Linked DNA regions of Homo sapiens: region 2 is linked to region 1. Evidence: chromatin contacts called from ENCODE Hi-C or POLR2A ChIA-PET data. All regions are on one chromosome and are shown on one strand. Each heading gives the region's core, a stretch centred on a gene start or an enhancer-like site at or near the end of the contact. The rest is flanking DNA. Distances are from core to core; before and after follow the strand shown. Region 1 holds the start of LINC02459 (long intergenic non-protein coding RNA 2459). Region 2 overlaps TBX5 (T-box transcription factor 5).

The links. Hi-C counts contacts between places; a loop is a spot of excess contacts on that map. ChIA-PET counts read pairs that join two places held with the same protein, here RNA polymerase II (POLR2A). Pooled maps may share reads with other maps.
Region 2: a map of heart left ventricle shows a loop between it and region 1 (2.3-fold over the local background). The contact joins the enhancer-like site here to the promoter of LINC02459 in region 1. A Hi-C loop is called at or near these places in 3 of 168 maps with a recorded cell type or tissue (Right ventricle myocardium inferior, heart left ventricle and right cardiac atrium) and 1 of 50 pooled maps. POLR2A ChIA-PET finds 5 or more read pairs at or near these places in 2 of 52 experiments (BJ and Panc1).

What each region holds. Positions count from the first base shown.
Region 1 is chr12:114,237,437-114,244,287 of GRCh38, reverse strand. LINC02459 (long intergenic non-protein coding RNA 2459) reads left to right here and starts at 2,518. Exons shown (of 2, transcript NR_146536.1): 1 at 2,518-2,560; 2 at 4,888-5,317. RefSeq lists an enhancer at 1,990-2,284 and a silencer at 5,375-5,585.
Region 2 is chr12:114,353,035-114,359,234 of GRCh38, reverse strand. It overlaps TBX5 (T-box transcription factor 5), which reads left to right. Exons shown (of 9, transcript NM_181486.4): 9 at 3,129-5,324. The coding sequence ends at 3,703. Among named protein-coding and RNA genes, the nearest start is that of TBX5, 50 kb to the left of the region's middle. Within about 2 kb of position 3,643, at least 3 of the 41 ENCODE cell types and tissues checked have a DNase peak (open chromatin) inside an H3K27ac peak, as active enhancers do; they include heart left ventricle, where a contact is called at or near this core.

The DNA of each region.
Region 1 (6,851 bases), core at 1,269-3,768:
AATGAGACCATTCATATAAACTGGTTAGCTCTGTGCTTGCCGCTTAGTAAATTCTTAGTAAGCATTGGGTATTGTCTCTACCCTAGGTATGGTGGCAGTACCTGGGCACCATGGTTAATGGCATTTTCCAATGGTGCCTGCAATAATATTTCTCATTCATCATTCTCTTCTGTAATGTTACCTTGTCACTTCCCCACCAAGAGGTGGAGCCTAATTCCTTTCCCTTGAATCTGGGCTGGTCTTAGCAACTCATGTATAACCAATGAAATGCAGCAGAAGTGACATAGTATAATTTCTGAGGCTGAATCAGAAAAGCTTCTGCAGCTTCCTCCCCATTCTCTTGGAACACATCTTCTCTAGATGTTCCCTGTTGGGATATCTGGAGCGCAGCTGCCATGTTGTGAGAAGCCCAAGCTACAAGAAGAGCCCACATGTAGGTTTCAGTTGAGCCTAGCATTCCAGGTATCCCAGCCCAGGCACCAAAGAGATGGTTAAGAGGTGGGTGGATTACCTGAGGTCAGTAGTTCAAGACCAGCTTGATCAACATGTAGGTTTCAGTTGAGCCTAGCATTCCAGGTATGCCAGCCCAGGCACCAAAGAGATGGTTAAGAGGTGGGTGGATTACCTGAGGTCAGTAGTTCAAGACCGGCTTGACCAACATGGTGAAACCCTGTCTTTACTGAAAATACAAAAATTAGCTGGGCATGGTGGTGGGTGCCTGTAATCCCAGCTACTTGGGAGGCTGAGGCAGGAGAATTGCTTGAACCCAGGAGGCAGAGGTTGCAGTGAGCCTAGATCGTGCCATTGCACTCCAGCCTGGGTGACAGAGCAAGACTCCGAAAAAAAAAAAAAAAAAAAAAAAGAAGCTTCCAGATGCTCCCAGCTCCCACTGTTCAAGTCACTGCTAGCCATGTGTCTTCCAAGCTGAAGTTCCAGATACTGTGGACTAGAGACAATTCATTACCCACCACGCCTTGTCTGACTTCCTGACCCATGGAATCTGCGAGCTTAATAAAATAATTGTTGTTTTACACCATTAATTTTGGGACCATTTGTTACATGGCAGCAGATAACTGGAAGGTGAACCATGAGCTGATAAGGTTCAGGCCCCTTATCGTACAAACTTGTCTAAGACCTCTTATCCCTGTTGTTGCCTTGTTCAGTTCTAGGAGCATAAATAGCCCCTATGCCCACCCCAAAGTATGTTGGGGATACCAGGGCTTGCCACCCCACTGGTCATATTCTAGGGGTCCTACCAAGAGGCTGGGCGTTTTCAGAATTTGCCTGGCAGGATAATATCTCTTTTTATTCCCTTCTTAGTCATGTTAGACCAGAGTCCTTAGACATGTTTATGGTGTAGCAGTGATACTGAAGGCAAGAAATACCACAAATGATACAAACTACAAAGCTGGGTGGATAATATGACATTAGAATAACAGATCCCAAAGGGCACCATCTCAGAAGGAAGTTTCATATAATAGGAACAAAAATAGGCTACTGTAACTGACAAGTGATAGTAATAATAATGGCAATAATAATTGTAGTAGTCAGAATTTTCCCTCGCAAGTGACAGAAAACCTAACAGGAGCTTAAGCCCCAAAGGCAGTTGCTTGGCTAAATGCAATAGGTTTAGTAATGGCTTGATCCAGGGACTGGGTCTTTTTTTCACTTTCTTTCAGGAGTGGGTGTTATTTTCTTTCTGCCTACATTTAGTCTACCTCAGTCCTGCTTTTCGCAAAGTAGTGGCTGCTCGCAAATCCAGGCTTACATTCTCATCTCCAATAAGAGAGCATGCTTCTCCATCAAAAAAGCCAGTGAAAGTCTATGACACATCTGTCTTATTGGTTCTAATGTGGCCACATGACATCTGTGACTCCCTAAGGCAGGGAGGAGCTGTGATTGGTCACCCTGAGTCACATGCCCATTGTAGCTGGGGGTGGAGTCACAGCACTTAAACTAACCTAAGGCAGGAAGGAGCTGTGATTGCCCATCCTGAGTCGCACGCCCATTGTAGCTGGGGGTGGACTCATGGCACCTAAACCACCCTAAGCCAGGAAGGAGCTGTGATTGGCCATCCTGAGTCACATGTCCATAGTAGCTGGGGGTGGAGTCACAGCACCTAAACTAACCTAAGTCAGGAAGCATCTGTGATTGGCCATCCTGAGTCACATGCCCATTGTAGCTGGGAGTGGAGTCACGGCACCTAAACCAACGTAAGGCAGGAAGGAGCTGTGATTGGCCACCCTGAGCCACATGCCCATTAGTAGCTGGGGGTGGAGTCACAGCACCTAAACCACACCCTAAGGCAGGAAGGAGGTGTGATTGGCCATCCTGAGTTACATGCCCGTTGTAGCTTGGGGTGGAGTCACAGCACCTAAAGCGCATGGACTGGAAGTAGAGGGAAGGGCAGTTTCCCAGAGGAAAACCAGAGTGATATCATTAGAAAAAAGAGTTCCTGCTGAGAGGCAAAGATTTACACATGCAGACCCCAGCCACTATTTACTGAGGGCTAGATTGTACCAGGCACTTTACCTGTGCTGTGATCATGTAATCCTGTCAAGTAAGTATTATCCCTATCTTGCAGATGAAGAAACTGACACTCAAAGAGTGTCTTGCTTAAGGTCCCACGGTGACAGAACTGAGATCAGAACATGGTCACCTGACTGCAAAATTCGTGCCTTTGCCCCTCTATGCCCCAAAGTCCTCCATCTCTTTTTTATACCAGAAAAAAATACACAAAAAACCCCAAAACACGTGTGATGAATGACATTCTCACATACAACCTGTCCTGTGGGGTTAAACTCAATTCCTCTTGTGAGACCTCTATTCGACCCTTCTCTCTCCCACTCCAGTAAGCATTCTAGAATTCAAGATAATAGAAATGAGGTCATTAGAAGACCAGCCTTAAGATCTTTAATTTTTATTATAAAAAATTTCAAACATAAACAAAGTAAACAGAATAGTGTAGTGTATTCCTCTCCCTGTACCTTCTGCCAGCTTCAGCAATTACCAGCATCTGTATTGTCATATCTATTCCTTCCCATACTCCTCACCTTTCACCCGATAATGACATTGATGATGGTTTTCATAGATATGTGTGGTTTTAAAATTTTACTTGAATTTTTTTTTTTTTTTTTGAAGTACAAGGAGTTACCTTTTGTGGGGAAGTTAAGTTCCAAAATCAGTGAGAAAGGCAAAAACCATACATGCACAAAATACTCCTTTAAGCACCATTGTCCCTTGAGTATAGCAACAGTTTGGTATTCGTTCATTTGAAGGGGCCGGATGAAATGGCTGCCTGACATTTGGGGGCATTCTGTACAAAACACTATCATCTTAATCTCTAGGCTCAATCTTAGCACACAGGGACCAGAGAGAGCCAGGAGATCCTGTTCCCATCTGGTATCTCATACCAACTTTGGGGTACGTGCTCATTAAATGAAATGATAGGCAGATCAACACCCTTGCTATTTAAATTATCTTCTTCTCCCAGCTCTGTTTCCTAACAGTACAAATATAAATGGACGATACCATTTCACCCTCAAAGTCTTTCAAATTATGGTATGTGTTTGAATTCCCCTCCAATGCTGATAGCTTGTGACATGTGCTGTGTGCTTGGACCAAATCCACATTATGCAGTAAGCGCCCCATATGCATTTCAGCTGTGACAACTCTGGTGAGAGGTCAGCTCAGAGGGAGCAGGTTGCAGCTGCCTACACCCCGAAGCCTGCGGCATCCGGGGCTCTCCTGCCTTGTGCCCTCTGGATCGTACTCACCTGTGGCCGTGGACCTTGGGCCTGGGAGGATAGCGGTGAGCCCACCTCCCACGGCTCGCCTTCTGGGGCCGGCTGACTTGCTGGGCCATTAACCAGCAAAGCCGCAGCAGCAATAAAATTAATTTCCTTCCTAATATATACAAGACTTTCTGCAGGAGAATTATGGACCGATTTGATCAAAGTGTGTAAGTGGTGTGCTTATGCTATCAGTTTCAACCCCTTAATGCCCTCCTGTCAAAACAAAATCCTCAAGAAAGGCTTTGAGGGGAATCACATGGGCATAATGGCTTTCCAAAAGAGAGCCCTAAGTACTTGGTAACATATACAGAGCCGACTATTAGATCGGCTGGTGTAATTGTCCTTATATTTTAATGTAAACACGCTTATATTAGCCGGGCACTTCATCCCTCCACAGACATGGAGGTGCAGGATGAGCGGGGGAAGGGAAGATGGCTTTAGTGGGAACACCAGCCAGGGGAGGAGGATGTCAAGGCGGAGACATGGAGAGGAGGTCAGGGGGCGTGAAGGGGAGGGGGATTCTGAGGAGGCAGGCACAGGCAGATGGAAGAGTCCTATCTGGCTTTTATTAATAACACGAATGCCTGGCTCCTGGGTGGCACTTTGAACTTCTGTTTTCCCCAGAGAGTTTTCCCATCCAGGTTTTGCTTTGCCCTTGAGGCAACCTCTGCAAGATGGACTGGGAAGGAGAAGGACTCATTTCATGGATGGGTAAACTGAGGTTCAGAGAAGGCTTTTATGTCCCAGCAGGAAATAAATGCACAGTCAAAATGGGTGAGAGAGGGTGGAATGAAGGGGTCATTACAACGCTGTGGGACTGGGTTTAGGGAATTGACAGGGATGGCAGAGAACCCCGAGGCTAGCAAGGGGGAAAATTACTACCACTTTGAGACCTAAGGGACAGGGTTTCATAGAAGGTCCAGAACCTGGTAAGGATGAGAGTTTAAGAGAGGACTCCCTGGAAGAAGCTGCAGCCTTTCATAGAGAAAAGCAGCCACTGCTAAGTCCATGTAGGGCCGGCATGGAGGGAGCCAGGGAATAAGTACCTTGATCTCTCTTTTCCCTCCCGCCCTGCTCTCCTAATTTCCCACAGGCAAAACCCAGCAGGAAGATAGAAGACAATAGAGCCGTGATTTTGACCCAGCCTCCCAGGACACAGATGGGGTGAAGAAATCAAAGGGGCAAACAGAATTTGCAGCCCAAGTTTCGAAGGGGCAGTTGGGAGACATCTTTAGGCTTTCTGCAACCAAGCCACCGTCTTCCACACAGCAAGAGACAGTTACTCAGTGGAGGAATAAGCCTTCAGTTGCATACCGCTCTGTGCATTGGATGGGAGGATTTTGAAACTTTTGGAAGCTCCATACTGTGGCTTTATTCCATGAATCCACCAGCGCTGTGCACCAAAGTTTCTCTGTGGAGGGAGAACATATTTTTGCAGAGCAAGTACAGATAAGAGGTTGGGTGCCTGAAGCCTGGATAATAATAGAATGACAGCTGATGATTCATCAGTGCTCTTCAGAGCCAGCTGATAATACGTTGCCAGCCTTTCCCCTTTGCTCAGACAGAACAGCCACCCTCACCCACGGGGATTCCTGCCCAGAAGGAATTTCCACAGCCCTGTACCAAGCATGCTTAAAGTGGCTGCCATTTATGTGGGGTTTCCATGTGCCAAGGGGCACGCCAATGGTCCTTTACATCAACTCACTTAATCTTTATATCCTCATGACCGCCCCAGGAGATACATAATAACATCTACATTTTATAGGCAGAGACAGAAGCTTGGCTCAGCATAACAGAGAGGGAGTGTGGAGCAGTGGTCAGGATCACAGCCAGTAAATCCAGATGACCTGGGTTCAAGTCCCAGTCCTGCCACTTCCCAGCTGTGGGCTTTTGCACAAGTCACATGGTCTTCCTGTGTCTCAGCCCCCACCCCCCCATCTGTAAACAAAACAACACTGTAAAATAACAGTGTCTACCTCATGGGGATCTTGCAAAGATCAAATAAAGAGCTTTGAAGAACATCTGACTTATAGTAAGCTCTGTGTGAGCATTAGCTCAGAGATAGTTCTCATGTTAAACTAAATAAGTTGCCCAAAGTCACATAGACAGAAATTAGCAGTGCTGATTGTGCAAACCTGCATCCTGAAGTGAGGCCTTGGAACCAGGGTTGTCCTGGAGCTGGTTTTACCAGCTTGCAAGAGCCAACTGTTAAATTCTCAGGACTTCTGTGAACCAGTTGTTAAACACAGACATTATTAAAAATTAAATTATATCAAGTTTACAGTTAAATAAATTATGTTAAAGACAAAGGTAATACATACTCTAAATGTATCACTCCTAACGTATCACTCGTTTTTGAGGTCATTTACACCTGCTGTATCTGTGTGGTGGAAGTCCTATATAATGAGATGCTACATACCATCTATTCCTAACTGTCGCATGACGTCAGCCATGCTGGGATTATTTACACCACTGAAACTGGCAAATACTACAAATCAGACCACTTTTCTCCTCCAAGAGAGGTAGTTGTTAAACATTTTACCAGTACATCATTGCCTAGAACCGGAGCCTCTTTACGTCTCATCTGAAGCTTTTCCTGTCACTCGGCAGGGCATGAGTGGTGAGTGGAAAATACTTCCTACTTCCTAGACTCAGGGCCACTCTCATTTGGAGGGTGGGTGGGCATCTTGCCCTGACATCATCTCATGCCAGACGAGGAACTGGGAATATTGTAAGGGAAGCTTTCAGTGACCCCTGCCTTGTATGACATCTGACTGTTAGGGCCATAGTTTAAAATGTTTCTTGAGAGGGCAAGAGTCATGAGTGGGGCAAGCAGGTAGCCCATTTCTGGGCACCACCACCATCCTTCACTCAGCATCCTGCCCCCACTTCAGGCAAATTCCTCAGCTAATGATAAGCGTGGCTCCATCTCAGAATTTTCCCATCGTGCTGACAGTTTTAAACCAATGGATTTATGAACTTTAAAGTAATAGAAATATTTAAGGCAGACCTATTTGCCTTATCTGCAAAGACAGGAACACTCCTCTTCAGAGGGGG
Region 2 (6,200 bases), core at 2,394-4,893, 110 kb before region 1:
GTTCAGGACCTGCTTTCATCAATAAGCCAAGATTGAGTTTTTCTTAGTGCTCTGCATTAGATCTTTGGGGTATTAAAGACTGGAATGTATAATTTTACGATTTTCCAAAATGTGTTCCGGCCGTTTTCTTATTATTCTTCCTTTTTTACTTGTAACAAATCTGGAAGGGGATCAGAAACTTGAAAATAGTTAGTTTGCCTTGTTTTTTTTTCCTCTTGCTAAGGGTGCCCTGCAGCTGTACTTTCTATTATTGAAAAGGGTAACACCCTGGTTAATTGGAAAACCCAAAGGTTATGATTCCAGCAACAATGGAAACACTCAGGTTTATGAATCTGGGGGAAGGAAGGAAGAATTGAAGGAAAGGAATCAAGGGAGGAGGTGGTGAGGACAAAAAGAAGCTGAGTATAGCAATGTCTTCAAGCCTCCAAACAAACAAACAAACAAACAAACAAACAAAAAAAACCCCGCACAGTTAAAAGGTGAAAAATGTGGCCGTTCATTCATCTGGATGTTTTCAAACATCTGCATGGTTGGCATGATGTAGATAGAACACCTGGAAGAGTGTGTTTTTCTTTTTTTTTTATTTTTGGTACAAATTTTTTTGGTATCCTATAAGTCCCATATGTGGCCCAGAAAGAGTCTAGTGGAAATAAGTTTACTTGCTGTTAAGTGGGCACAACCCTAAGAGATATGTTTTGTTTGTGGATACTTTTGGCTTATCTGTGGGTGTCACTTGGACATTGATACAAATGGAGCTGATTGGTGGAATCCAAACCCAAGCTACTCTACCTGGGTTTGGGAGCTATTTTACAAACCAGTCCAAAGCCAAAGGATTTAGTCTTGAGTCAATGGCTTACTTGTGTCTTTATATCTGAGGACCACCTCTCAGTCACAGAGTGTCAGCCTCCCTCACTTACTGCTCATGGTAGGATAGACTGGGATTGAGGACATGCACCAAAAACGGGATCATGTTCACCACTCTATCTCCAGCACCTGGCACAATACCTAGCACTTTGGAGCAGCTCAGTAATTATCTGCTGTATGATTGCATGAGTGGCACTGGGTATTAGAAATCTAGAGAGTTGGAAGCAAGGTGTGTAGGCAAAGTCAATCCAATCTGGCTTAGATTCCAGCCTCTGTTCCTTCTCAGCCATGTGACCTTGGGCAAGTCACTTCTCTGAGCTTTAGTTTCTGCCTTTATGAGACAGGCATTACAGCAGACACCTTGAGGAATTACTGTGAGATGAAGAGTAAGGTCATGTAGTAGGTACTCAATAAATAATAGCTCTGATCATTTCCTCTCGTTATTTAGTTCAGCATTCTGTTTTCATGGCCATGAGCCATCACAGTGAGTTGCATGGATGCCCCAGTGTTTCATTTTTCTTCACTTCTCCAAAGACAGACATAATTTCTTAACATTTATTGACTAGAAAGAGACAGAAAGATGAGGAAAGAGAATTTTCAGTTTGGAAGGTAAAATTTCAGATAAGTAATGAGTCTGTGTTGAGGTTTATACTTTGGTAGATATCCCCAAGTATTGCTTCCCCTGAAGGGAATACTTTGAGGGTATTATTGTGAATTATGTCTGCCATGAGCCTGACTGGTGGTGTTAGCCCTGCAACAAGAGCTGTTCATGTTGACGGAAATCAGGAGACTTTACATGCTCAATCTTAGTTCTTAGCTACCCAGTAAGGTAAGTATTACTCACTTTGATTCAGAGATGATGATGAGTCTCTGAGCGTAGATGCCCTGCTGGTATCACGCAGATATTAAGTAAAGGAGCCTGATTCAAATCCAGACATGTCTAGGCTTCTTAACCTGGGGTCTGGGTTTTAGGGAGTCTTTGAACCCCCTGAAATTGTATGCAAAGCCTTGTATGCACATGCAGTTTTCAAAACATTGTGTTTCAATGCAGTTTTCTAGGAAAGAGCCCAGCACTTTTTCTTGTTTTCAAAGGGGCCAGTGGCCCCGAAGTGGTGAAAGGAGACCCCCTTTCAGAGACAAAACTATCTCCACTTCCCTACACTAGGAAATGACTAGTACACAGGGAAGGGAAGGGACTTGCTCAGCAGGAAACAGCAACACATTAACTTGTACCAACTTAACAAATACTAACTAGGCACATGCTTACATAAGGAATCAGGAAAGAATTTGAACATTCATTCAAGCTCCCTCCCACTCATCCATGCATCCATGCATCCATGCATCCATCCATCCATCCATCCATCCATCCATCCATCCATCGTACAAATATTTATTGCATGCTTTCTCTATGTATCAAGACAGTGAAAAACAAGGGCTTTGTGGTCAGACTACTTGGATTCTAATCCTGGCTCTACTGTTTATCAGCCATGTGAAACCTTGGGCAAGTTTCTTAACCTCCGTGAGTCCTTTTTCTCTCATCTGTAAGATGAGGATAATAGTAAAACCCACCTGGTAGGGTTGTTGTGATTAAATGTGTTACTTCCTGGAGAGTGCTTAGAATCGTGCTACGCAGAGTACACACTGTATATGTTTGTTTTGACTTATTGTTGATGCTGTTGTTAATAGTAGGTGTTTACTAGGTTCTGGGAATATAGTCATGGATAAGGCAGAAAATGTCCTGCTTTTATGAAATTTACATGCTGGAGAAGAGGAAAGATAATAATAATTGCTATTTATTTATTTTTGAGATGGGGGGTCTCACTATGTTGCCCAGGCTGGTCTCAAACTCCTGGGCTCAAGTGATCCTTTTTCCTTGGCCTCCCGAGCAGCTGGAACTATAGGCGTGCACAACTGCACCTGGTTAGTTGCTATTTATTGAGTGTTTCTGGGCTCTGGACTAAGTGCTTCATGTATTTTCCCATTTAATTCTCAACACTGCCCTTTGTAGGAAGTGCTATTTCCTACCCTTTCCATCTTACAGATGAAGAAGCTGAACCCAGAAAGGTCAAACTGTTTGCATAGAACTCCATAGCCCAAGGTCTTAACCATTACAATCCAACCCCCTTTTTTTGTATTCAGAATGGCGGTTAGGGCTAACAGTCTCTCAGGACTTATTCTTCAGTACTTTGGCCAAATAACTGTCTCCACTTTTAGCTGCCTGGTGCCTGCTCCTGGCCTCACTGCTGTCTCTCCTGTCTTCACAGAGGAAGAATGTTCCACCACAGACCATCCCTATAAGAAGCCCTACATGGAGACATCACCCAGTGAAGAAGATTCCTTCTACCGCTCTAGCTATCCACAGCAGCAGGGCCTGGGTGCCTCCTACAGGACAGAGTCGGCACAGCGGCAAGCTTGCATGTATGCCAGCTCTGCGCCCCCCAGCGAGCCTGTGCCCAGCCTAGAGGACATCAGCTGCAACACGTGGCCAAGCATGCCTTCCTACAGCAGCTGCACCGTCACCACCGTGCAGCCCATGGACAGGCTACCCTACCAGCACTTCTCCGCTCACTTCACCTCGGGGCCCCTGGTCCCTCGGCTGGCTGGCATGGCCAACCATGGCTCCCCACAGCTGGGAGAGGGAATGTTCCAGCACCAGACCTCCGTGGCCCACCAGCCTGTGGTCAGGCAGTGTGGGCCTCAGACTGGCCTGCAGTCCCCTGGCACCCTTCAGCCCCCTGAGTTCCTCTACTCTCATGGCGTGCCAAGGACTCTATCCCCTCATCAGTACCACTCTGTGCACGGAGTTGGCATGGTGCCAGAGTGGAGCGACAATAGCTAAAGTGAGGCCTGCTTCACAACAGACATTTCCTAGAGAAAGAGAGAGAGAGAGGAGAAAGAGAGAGAAGGAGAGAGACAGTAGCCAAGAGAACCCCACGGACAAGATTTTTCATTTCACCCAATGTTCACATCTGCACTCAAGGTCGCTGGATGCTGATCTAATCAGTAGCTTGAAACCACAATTTTAAAAATGTGACTTTCTTGTTTTGTCTCAAAACTTAAAAAAACAAACACAAAAAGATGAGTCCCACCCCCCACTACCACCACACCCATCAACCAGCCACATTCACGCTACTCCCCAGATCTCTTCCCCCATTCCTTCTTTTGGGCTCTAGAAAGTCTTGCCTCATTGAGTGTTTTTCCCTAGTGCGTAGTTGGAGTCTGTCCCTGTCTTGGTGTTAATGTTGACATTGTTATATAATAAATGATAATATATTTTTTTCTTTCAATTTTCTTAATGGGACCCAGTCCCTTATTTGGGGGGAGGTCTGAGGCAAGTATATTTCAAAATATGTACTTGCGGGATTCCCTTCAAGTAAACCATCCCTGAAACCTAAATTCACGTTTCCCCTTGACTAAGAAAAGCACCTACCTCTGCCATGTGATGTTTCTGAAAAGCCTCTGTATGTCCCCATTTGCTTTGGTTTTGTCCTGCCTTCTCCAATATCACGTGCTCAGTTTTGCCTCTACTTACCCATGGAGTCAGGATAACACTGACGCTCCCTGGCATCCTATCTTATTCAGCCCTACCATCTTGCCAGCTCTGTCTTTCCAGCTGTCTGTCGCTAAAACGTGGCCTATAGCTTCCCTTCCGGAAAGCTTGCTTTGAAAAACTTAAAAAGCCCCCGTTTACATGTAGGCAGGACTGTGATAACAGTGCAAGCTCTGTGTTGACAAGAGTTGTGGACAAAAAGCCAAAATAAATATTCTTCCTGATTAAAAAAATTTTTTTTGAAAAAAACAAGGCCAGCCCCAACCTTCCAAACCTCCATCACCAACAACCCAAACTGGATGTCAAGCAAAATGCACAATTCCTACAGAAGAGGCAAGACACAGTCACCAATGATATCTCGCCAAAGAAACCACGCCCACACCAATGCCAACACAAAACTGTGTTTACTGAAAGCCGAAAACAGTATTAAAAAAAGTGTGTAAGTAAAGTGTTATGGTAGGGTTCTTCAGATGTAATATTTTACTGGTACTATTTATTTATAAATAGGAATTCTAATTAAGTAATAACATGAAATGAAACCCAGCATAGGAGCTGGCCAAGAGCTTTTAATTTTATTGATACTCAAAACCAAGTTTGTGTTTTTTTGTTTTTTTTTGTTTTTTTCCTCTTTCGAATGTGCTTTGCTTTTTTTGATTAAAAAGAATTTTTTTTTTCCTTTTTTATAAACAGACCCTAATAAAGAGAACAGGGTAAGATGTGAGGCTGAGTGTGTTTAAGTACGTGAGAGAGTGTGAGTGTGTTTGTAAGTGAGTGTCCCTATGCGATTATGTCTCTTTACGTTGCTAAGGGGGGAGGGTGAGGATTAAGTACTCGTGCCTTATATTTGTGTGCCAATTAATGCCTAATAAATACCATGTGCTTAAACAAGTACAAGGAAGTTGAACACCCATTTTTTTTTTTTCCTGTTCTTTCTACCGACTGAATAGAGGGGATAGGAATTGGAGGAAACAGGAAGAGGTTGTCTTGCATGTGAATTTCTCACCTCACGTGATTTCTCATGCCCATCGCAGGAGAATTTGGGATCCATTGTCCTTGAGTGTGATGAAGCTGAATATATGATCCACTGGTTTATATCCTTGGAATGAGGTTACTTGTTTTAATGGAATTTGTGTAGGCACTGGAGAAGAAAAGTCTTTAGGAATTCCAACCTATTTAAAATGGTATCGGTCATATTATATGTAACACCTAATGTTTGGGTTTTTCAAGAATCTCTTTCTCTGAATTAATTGTTGGAGCCAGGCGTTTTGGGGGTTCTACTGCAAATAACTTTATGAACCATCAGTGAATCAGATATTGATTTTAAATCCATGGATCTAGGATTTGTGAACTTGAGCTCTAAAACACATATGGGACAGAAGAGAGCAGCAAATTGGTGAGTACATTTGTGCAGCAGATTTGTTCTGTTTTTGTAATTTTGATGCCCGCATCCCTCAAATTATCAAGAGCTATCAAATATGCCACATCCCCTTGAAAAAGAAACAATTGGCTTGTTGATTACAAGTTATTCATTTAATCAGGTCCCCTGGGACCTTTCCCAGGCAAAGAAGCCCTGAGAAGTGTGAATTAATTATAAAGAAATGACAATTCAGCTTCTTTCAAGTGCAATGGAGAAACTAGGTCAATGGCTTTCCTGTTCCCCCAAAGGACTGCATTAGTAAAGTTTCACTGAACAGGTTCTGACTGTGCTCCAAATAGATATTTATTCTGATGGGTTCAGTTTAAAAAAAAAAAAAGTTGCCTTTGAAGACATTGCCTTTGAAACTAA